Regions from separate parts of the Mus musculus genome. Here region 1 is linked to region 2. A link is a contact called in ENCODE Hi-C or POLR2A ChIA-PET data. All regions are on one chromosome and are shown on one strand. Each heading gives the region's core, a stretch centred on a gene start or an enhancer-like site at or near the end of the contact. The rest is flanking DNA. Distances are from core to core; before and after follow the strand shown.

Region 1 (4,321 bases), core at 1,500-3,999, 85 kb after region 2:
GGGGCCTAGCAAACACAGAAGTGGATGATCACAGTCAGCTATTGGATGGATCACACGGCCCCCAATGGAGGAGCTAGAGAAAGTACCCAAGGAGCTAAAGGGATCTGCAACCCTATAGGTGGAACAACAATATGAACTAACCAGTACCCCGGAGCTCTTGTCTCTAGCTGCATATGTATCAAAAGATGGCCTAGTCAGCCATCACTGCAAAGAGAGGCCCATTGGACTTGCAAACTTTATATGCCCCAGTACAGGGGAACCCCAGGGCCAAAAAGGGGGAGTGGGTGTGTAGGGGATTGGGGGGTGGGTATGGGGGACTTTTGGGATAGCATTGAAAATGTAAACGAGGAAAATACCTAATAAAAAATAAATTAAAAAAAAGAAGAAGCTCACAATATGCTTACCACTGTTCTAAGTAGTTATTAAACGCAATATGAGATCAGGCCCACAGGCCAGAGGGGCAGCTGGGCAGTCTTTCCTTGACTCCAGGAACAGGCTTGGTATAAGCTAAGGTTGAAGCATGAGTGTTGCCTGAAATAAGCCCCAATCTGGGCTAGTCGGGGTGACGTCACAGGCAAGTGCCTTGTGTGGGGGCTAGAGCACCTCCCAGACAGCACAAATGTATATACATTACCAGTGACACCTACACATCCTTATATATGCTGAGCTGGGGGAAGCCCATACTGGCTACACCCTGTGTGTGCCCTACTTTTCCCAAACTTCCTTGGGTAGAAGGAGACACCTAAGGCCTAGGAAGCTAGGAAGAGGAAATGAGGCCCTGTTTCCCAATTATAGGCCTGGCAAACAAATTGCTGTTGGAAGAAAATCATGGAGCCCCTGGGGGTGGGGGTGGGGTCTTGTTACAGACACAAAAGCAAAAAAGGTTTGGGCTGAACACAAGGAAGCTCCCAGAAAATAGAATTTTAAAGCATACTGTAGCCTCTAGGCTGCTGGAGTTGGCACAGAAAGCTCAACAACGATTACAACATTTTAAGAGGGTGTCTCCTGAGAGAACCGGCCAGACCAGGCAGGCAGGGAAAGGCCCTGTTCAGCTCCATCTGCCCTCTCTGTCTAATCATCCTGGCTGGCCATTCCCCTCCACTGAGTAAAAACCCCAGGGCCTTTGCACATGCTGTTATTCATACCTGGAAAGTACTTTCCTCCAGCCTTCCCTTCAAAATACATATGTCCATCTCTTTACACCATTTGGCCTCTCTTGAAGTCCTACAGACATAAGACACAGCTCCTCTTACTTAATGATTGGCCAGCTAGCCAATGGCCACCAGGATTACCTCTCACCCAGTGGGCTCTCTTGTGGAACACAGACACTCAGCTTCCCACTTATTACATAGCCTGACTTCAAGTCACGGGGCTCTGAAACCTTGATTAGAAGATAATTAGGATCATGAGTTGTGCAAGCCAACCTCAAGTCCAGTTTCCGCCTACATCAGAGGCCTGTCACTAGGTGGCAGTCAGTCTATCTCAACTCCCCAGTCCCTCAGGACAAAGTTCCTCAGTGGTATACAGAATTCGGACGTTCTTGAGACCACCCTCAAGGGAAATAGCGCATCTGTCACTATTTGCCTGGCAAAGCGAAGGTGGCCCAGGTGGGTGGGTTGTCCAAACCCATACATCACAAATTCTAGTCTCAGGAATCCCAGGGGAGCTTTCCTGCAAGGGGATGTTGTGTGGGACTTCTCACCTCTGAAATGCAGATGCTGTCCAGAGCTGCAGGGTAGCTGTCCAACTAACTGTCTGCTCATCATTGGCCAGACGGCAGGATCAAGGGATGCCCTCGGGTTTACCCGTGCTGTTCAGAGAACGGCTTTTGGAAGATTGATTTTAAGTTATTTAACAGTCACAGACAGGTGTCATGTCTGGAGAATAGAGGCAAAGTCCGCGGTGAGGGATGAAGCAGGAGAGATAGGGGAAGGCAAGACAGGACTGCTGGGCCACGAAGCTGTGCTGATTTGAAGCACAGTGGGAATTCACGTACGCAATTTCAAAGGCTTTAGTGGTAAATTCTGAAGCTCAGATGCAGGCAAGACCCAAGAGGATAGTGTACACAGAGAGAAGAGGGGTCCTCAGGATCGTGCGTAGAGTGGAGAGAGCCCCAAAGGCAGGAGGGAAGAGCCTCAGTGGATTACTTAGGGATGAGGGAGAGAAGAAAAAAGGTTCTTGCAAGGTGTGGGGTCTTCCAAATTCAGGAGTTCACTGCCATATAGAGAAGGTGTAGCGGGTGAAAGGGGCCATGTGATGAGGATGGCAAGCAAGGCTGTGGCGCAGATGACGAGATGCCTGGGTCGGGAGGTCAGGGGAGACCCAGGATTGGGGTCACCTGTGTCTGCGCAGAGGGGAAGCCACCCTGCAACTGGCCCAGCACTGAGTCCAGAGGAAAATGAGGCAGAGGACAAACCAGAGCTTCGGAGACTAAGTGCAGGTAGGGCGCGGGCGGAGCGTGAGGAGGGCAGCGGACCACGCGAGAGGCCTCGAAGGCCACCGGACCCGCGTCCGAGAGTCTGAGGGCCCTGCCCACACCTGCGTGGCCCCCTCCCCAGAGGCCACACTCCAAGGCCACCCTAGAACCCGTCTGTCTGCTCAAGCCCTTGCAAAAGACGTCTGCGCAGAGGGGGCGTGGCAGGCGTGCTGTCACTCACGGCCTGTTAGCCAATCCACGAGTGCGCCCCTCCCCGGAGAGGGTGCGCGGAGGGCCCGCCCCCGCCGCCACCGCGGGTGTGAGGAGGCCAGGCTGGCGCGGCTCCCTCCGCCCGGCAGCCTTGCCAGGTAACCGGGTTCGGCGGGAGGGCTGGGGGTCGCGCAGCCCCCTCGCTCCCTGGGAGGCGTGCACACTGCCGCGGCGGGTCCCGTGTGGGCCGGAGGCCCGTGCGCGCGTCGGACCGACGGGCCGCAGCCTGTGGGCGGGGTTGCGTGCGTGACGGGCGGCCGTGCCCCGCGTTGTGTCAGGCCTGCGCGGGGAAAGCTCGGCCGAACCGAGGTGTCCAGGTCCGCCCGCTGCGGCCTGCCCCGGGTTGCGGGGCGCAGGCGCGGCGGTGGGCGGGGGTCGTCCCCAGGAGCGTCTTTGTTCCCGGCGCGCTGAGGGCGGAGCCTCACCCCGCCCCGCCCCCGCGCTCAGTCCCCGCCCCGCGTCCGCCCGCAGGAGCTGCCACCGGGTCCCGCTCGCCTCCCCGGCCGCCGCCACCGCCTCCGCCTCCGCCGCTCCGGGCCCGCCGGCTTGCGTCGCCGAGGTCGCTGCAGCATGGCGGGCGTCGCGACCCCCTGCGCCAACGGCTGCGGGCCTGGCGCACCCTCCGAAGCCGAGGTGCTGCACCTCTGCCGCAGCCTCGAGGTGGGCACCGTCATGACTTTGTTCTACTCCAAGAAGTCGCAGCGGCCAGAACGGAAGACCTTCCAGGTCAAGTTGGAGACGCGCCAGATCACATGGAGCCGCGGCGCGGACAAAATCGAGGGGTCCAGTAAGTGCGCCCCACTCCGGCCTGCCTCGCGCCTGCCCGCCTCCCAAACACTTGGGCAAACTTTCGGGCCTCGCGCCTGGCGCCCCGTCTCCGCCCAGTCCCTGGTGGTCACTCTGGGGCGGGTGGAGGGGGGCATCCGGGTCTTGGATCACCTGATAGGACACCCCCTCCCCCAGTAGGGGGGGAGTGTTCCAGGCACTTTGCCCTGAGGCCTAAGAGTCCTCACTGGTTGGACAAGTGGAGTGGGATTCCGGCCCTTAGCATCGGGCGGCTGTCAGTGGCTGTGAGGGGAAGCCAAGACAGGGACCCCCTCATCCAACCTGAGAACCTGGGGAACCGACAAGATCTTCCTGCCCACTGCCATTTCTCCAGAGTGTGCTGTCTGTGAAAACTCCTAAGAGCTCCGGGATGGGCTTATTGGCGCAAGAACCTTTGGAATCCTCATGTAGAACTTAGGCAGATGTTGGGGTAGGGCTGGTTGTGGAGCAGAGCGGGCCTACTCATCTCCCTCTTCTTTGGGAGGATGGGGTATGAAAGCTAAAACCGTGACTGCTTCCCCCTCCCCATGTCCCGTGGATGGTTTTTTTTTTTTTTTTTTTTTTTGCCCCAGATCTGAATTTTGGAGGTCCATGGTGCTAGGCAGCCATCCAAAGCTAGAGCCAGGGCTCCTTTGCCCTTGCAGCATATAACAAGGAGCTTGCATTCAGAAAGGTTCCCTGGCCTTGGGTTTTGAGGTCCAGCCCTTTGTGTTGGATGTTCTCGTGACCACAGGGTAGCCCAGAGTTGCTCCTCTGGTTTCCTGTCGTAGCCTTCCCAGACCTGAGTGTGGTGGGTTTACACACAAGTCT
Region 2 (4,525 bases), core at 1,336-3,835:
ATAAAGGCTGAGGTGATCCGTCAGTGAATAGTCTTGAATTAAAACAGTATTTTCCATACCTGATATATTTGCTTTTGACCTTCCTGGAGTATGTCTTATATTCCCTCTCTGTACTATTCTTGGATTTTTTTAAAAAATAAAAGCAGTCTCATTATGTAACCCTGGTTAACCTGAAACTCACTATGCTAGGCTGGCCTCAAACTCACAAAGATCCCTTTGTTTCTGCCTGTGGAGTAGTGAGTTAATTAAAGGTATGGGCTACCACACCCAGCTGAATATTTTTATTTAAAATTAATCACCCAACATCTTAAAAAAAAACCCTTGAACTTAAACAGTTATTACTGTGGGTTTTATGTGGTAGTTAAGTGTTTTCCGTCATACACATTGAAATAGATATAAAGCAGTAAAAAATGTAAAAGTCTGTCTGTGTGGGGCCAAAAGTCCTCTCAAGTGCTTATGACCATGTGTGGGATCATTGGTTGGAGAAGAAAGAGTGGCCATGTGGACATCACTAGCCAAACATAGATAGAGGCGTTTAGTCTATGGTGGGATGTTGGGTGGCCATGATTGGGCCTAGGATACCACCTTTGATTCATCATCCTGGGGCCTGCATTCTGTTTCCATGACTACTAGCTGGTCTTCCTGGGAGGGACCTGGAAAGCAAATGACGATGATCCCAAGTCACCAGGGGCTGGAAGCTAAAGCAGAGGCACTATTTTTCTTGAAGGCTGAATTATTTCAGCCTAACTGCAGTAAATGGGTGGGAGGCAGATGCTTTGCTTGGTGGCCTGGGATTGCTTTTGACATGGGAAAGCGGCTATTGAGGAGACACTAATGCAGGCAAAACTGGCTCTGGCATACAGCTGTGGAGAAAGAGTGCTGGAATCAGGCAGACCTAAACATCAAATGATACATATTATCTACAGGCCCTTAAACAAAGTCTTTTTGTTTGTTTGGGATTGTCTATTAAACACAATTATCGCTGTTGTCCCGTTGTCCAGATGAAGAAACTGGGACTCAGAGTGGTTAAACAACTTGTTCAAGGTCATGGAAGAATAGGAAAATTCTGCTTAGGAAAGCAGAATTGAAAAATAGGCCAGTTGACTTCCAAGTGTGGACTCTTAGCCACTGCATTGTTGTGTTTGCCTTTGTTGATTGGACTCTTCTGTCAGAGGACCTGTTGATTCCTGGGGGCTAAGTGCTGAACAAGATGGAGAGGTCCTAACCCTCACTGACCTCGAATTATATAAAGGAGACAGAAAAGAAGTCACTAGCTCCCATATGGGTAACTTAACAACTGTGATAACTGTTATAAAGGAGAGAGGCACATGGGTACAGCATGCGGAAAGGGGCGTGCAGCACTTCAAGCTTGGTTTTTCGGGACAGTTTCTCTAAGTAGCCCTGGTTGTCCTGGAACTCACTCTGTAGATCAGGCTGGCCTCGAACTCAGAAATCCGCCTGCCTCTGCCTCTCAACTGTTGGGATTAAAGGCGTATGCCACCACTGCCCAGCTGGCTTGAGTTTTGAAATATTCACAAGAATTAACCCTAAGTGTTTATCACTCAATGTTTATGAACATTTTCCGAATTTATTTATATGGGGGATTGAGCCAGACTGGAGATGAATTCAGCCTGGGATGTTCTTGCAAATCCAATTGCTAATGTCATTAATCCCTCAAGACAGTTTGATAGTGGTCGATGGTCCACACCCAGGACTGTGAGGAGTCAGGGCAGACCTTATAGTATGGTGTTCCCTAAATAAAGTTCTCTCAGGGTACAGTCCTGGTTAGAACCAGGATCCATTTACCTGGGGGTCCAATTCCCTTTGATTTGGAATATTAGCCCTCTCACATCAAACTAATTCCTGTCTCACAGTAGGCGCTTAATAAATGTTTATAAAAAGAACAAATGCAGTAGGGTACTTGTGACACAGGGCTACATGACTGTAAACTGGAGCTAAACCTGACTGAAAAATTAAAATAATTTTTAAAAATGGGTGTGAAGTGCTGGGCGGTGGTGGCGCACGCCTTCAATCCCAGCACGTGGGAGGCAGAGGCAGGAGGATTTCTGAGTTCGAGGCCAGCCTGGTCTACTGAGTGAGTTCCAGGACAGTCAGGGCTACACAGAGAAACCCTGTCTCGAACACCCCCCCCTACAAAAAAAAAGAATAAATAATAAATAAATGGATGTGAAGTATTCCAGAAGTCTGGACAAAGGCTGTGAGGAGACTCCAGCTAAATGCCTTACGGCTGCTGGTGAACTAAGATCGGGGCAGCCAAGGTACGTGCGGATCAAACTTGTCTGGCTCTAGAGATGCAGAAGCTGGAGACACGGTCCCTGGCCAGCTTAGCTGGGTCCCGCCGCGGCCTTTAAAGGCCTACCACGTGGCCGCCCGGGTGTCCAAGGTCCAGAGGCGGTGTCCACGCTGCGCCTGCGTGCTGCTAGAGCCGGTGTCCCGCCTCTGAGAACGCCAGTCCCGTAGCAAGGCAGAAAGCAGAGAGTGGGCGGAGTTAAGTCCGTATGCTAATAAAGGGGCGGAACTTGCGAGGCAAAACCGGCTCTGTCTCCCGGACCTCTAAGAGACCCGCCGCAACCCTCAGCCTCTTTCCACGAGCGCTGACGTCGACGACGACGTCCCATTTAAAAGCGGCCGCGCAGGCGCAGTGAGGGGAAATGCGAACTTAGGCTGTTACACAACTGCTGGGGTCTGTTCTCGCTGTCCGCCCGCCCGGCAGTCTGTCAGTCGCGTCGCTACCGCCGCTGCCTCCTCCACTGTCCCGGGAGTCTCGGGCCGGTGGCTGCTGTCGCCGTCTGTTCGTGCTTCTCAGGAGCTTCGTCCGCCCGTTCAGGCCGTCCCTGCCGTCCGCCTCTCTTCCCCCGCGCTGCCTCTGAGCCCGCAGCGTTCGCACGCCGGCCGACATGAGCGGGGACCATCTCCACAACGATTCCCAGGTGCGACCAGCCGGCCCCCGACTCGTCCCCAGCTGCTCGGGCCCGGGCCGGCTCCGGCCCCGGCCAGGGCCCCGGTCCCAGCCCCAGCCGGCCGCGCCGGGTTGACAGGCCCGAGTCTGCGATGAGGGGCGGCCGGTTGGAGTCGCTTGGATGGCCGGGTCCCGGGCGGAGCCGTCAAGTTGGAGTTTGGTGGGGGGATGGCAGCCCCGGGTAGGCCATTCGCGGGCCTCTGGGTTCCGGGGCGCCGGGTGGGCCCGAGCCCCGGCCCCCGGCCGCGCGCTCTCGTCCGCCGCCCCGGGGCTTCATGTGCCGGTTGTTTCATCTTCCCTCCTTTTCTTTCCTCAGATCGAAGCGGATTTCCGATTGAATGGTGAGTGTGCCCCCCGCCCCGCCCCAAGTGTCCCCACACGCCGCTGCCTGCCTCCCCCGCGCCGGGCCGGAGCCGGGCAGAGGACAGACATGGCGTCCCAGAGACTAAGTCCCGGCTCCTCGCTCACCGGCCCCATTGTTCCCATCGGGCCGCCTCTGGACCCCCTTTCCCGGGGTCTCAGCACCCCCAGATCACGGCCTTCTCCAGAGGGGGCACCGGAGACCCCGCGTCGACCGTCGCTGGGTCTCGGGCGGCCTTTCTCCGCCGGGATTCTTCCCGGGAAAGTCGCCTTGTCGACGGTCGGGACTTAGTCTCTGCGCCATTTTCTTTTTCTCTCTCCTCTCCTTTCTGTGCCTGTGTCTTTCTCTCCCTCCCTCAGCTCCTTCCTTGAGCTGTCCAGAAAGAGCTTTCTGCAGAGCAGAGCCATATAAATCACAGACCTCACCAAAGAAGGAAGGCTTAGGGACGGAATTATCTTTTATTTTTTCTTAATAGAACTTTATTTTGGAAGTTACTTGCTTTCTGCTTCATGTTTGCTTGCTTTCTTCTTCTTTTTTAATTTTTGTGATTCCAGAACGAAAGATTCCCTTAGGCAGCTAAGGGTTTTATGGGTTTTTTTTGTTTCTTTTGTTTTTTGTTTTTAGTCCTTTTATTTTTTAAATGGTGAGATGTTTATAATAGCAGTTACAGTTCTTGAAACTAAAGCCATCTTTTGTGGAGTTCTTTGTATTTTGGGATTGTTTTCCCAAGTTGTGCTGTTTGCAAAGATAACTCCCTTTAAAAAAGTTTTCAGGTTGTCTGTGTGTCATCTAGTGTGAGTGTTGGACTTGAGCATATATTCTTTAAAAAAAATTAAAAGTATTAGTGACCAGAACTTCCTATTGTGGCAAGGTAGAGTTTTTTGTTTTTTGGGTTATTTTTGAGACACAGTTTATTGTGCTTGTTCCGAAAGGTTGCTGAATTGCTCATTTAGACATGGTGTGCTGGCCTTTTCTTTGGGGTCATAGGGAGTTTTAAAAAAGATTTTATTTATTGAAGTAGAGTGGCCAGCCCTGACTCCTGTCTTCTTCCTCATTCTTCTCAGGGGCTGCTATTTTTTTCAGGAATTAAGAGTTAACTGGCTTTCCTCACATCCTTAGGCTCTTGAGCCCTTTCCAGTCATGTTTTCAAAATATTTCCACTAAAGTTACCCAGGGAAGAATGT

The links. A loop is a pair of places that touch in the nucleus more often than their neighbours do. ChIA-PET counts read pairs that join two places held with the same protein, here RNA polymerase II (POLR2A).
Region 1: POLR2A ChIA-PET joins it to region 2 with 10 read pairs in Patski. The contact joins the promoter of Plcg1 here to the promoter of Top1 in region 2. A Hi-C loop is called at or near these places in 1 of 37 maps with a recorded cell type or tissue (regulatory T cell). POLR2A ChIA-PET finds 5 or more read pairs at or near these places in 2 of 5 experiments (Patski and embryonic stem cell).

Annotation. Positions count from the first base shown.
Region 1 is chr2:160,728,561-160,732,881 of GRCm38, forward strand. Plcg1 (phospholipase C, gamma 1) reads left to right here and starts at 2,750. Exons shown (of 34, transcript NM_021280.3): 1 at 2,750-2,784; 2 at 3,158-3,473. The coding sequence starts at 3,257. Gm52567 (a long non-coding RNA gene) reads right to left here and starts at 2,187. Exons shown (of 2, transcript XR_003954082.1): 1 at 1,146-2,187.
Region 2 is chr2:160,643,312-160,647,836 of GRCm38, forward strand. Top1 (topoisomerase (DNA) I) reads left to right here and starts at 2,586. Exons shown (of 21, transcript NM_009408.2): 1 at 2,586-2,951; 2 at 3,297-3,321. The coding sequence starts at 2,919.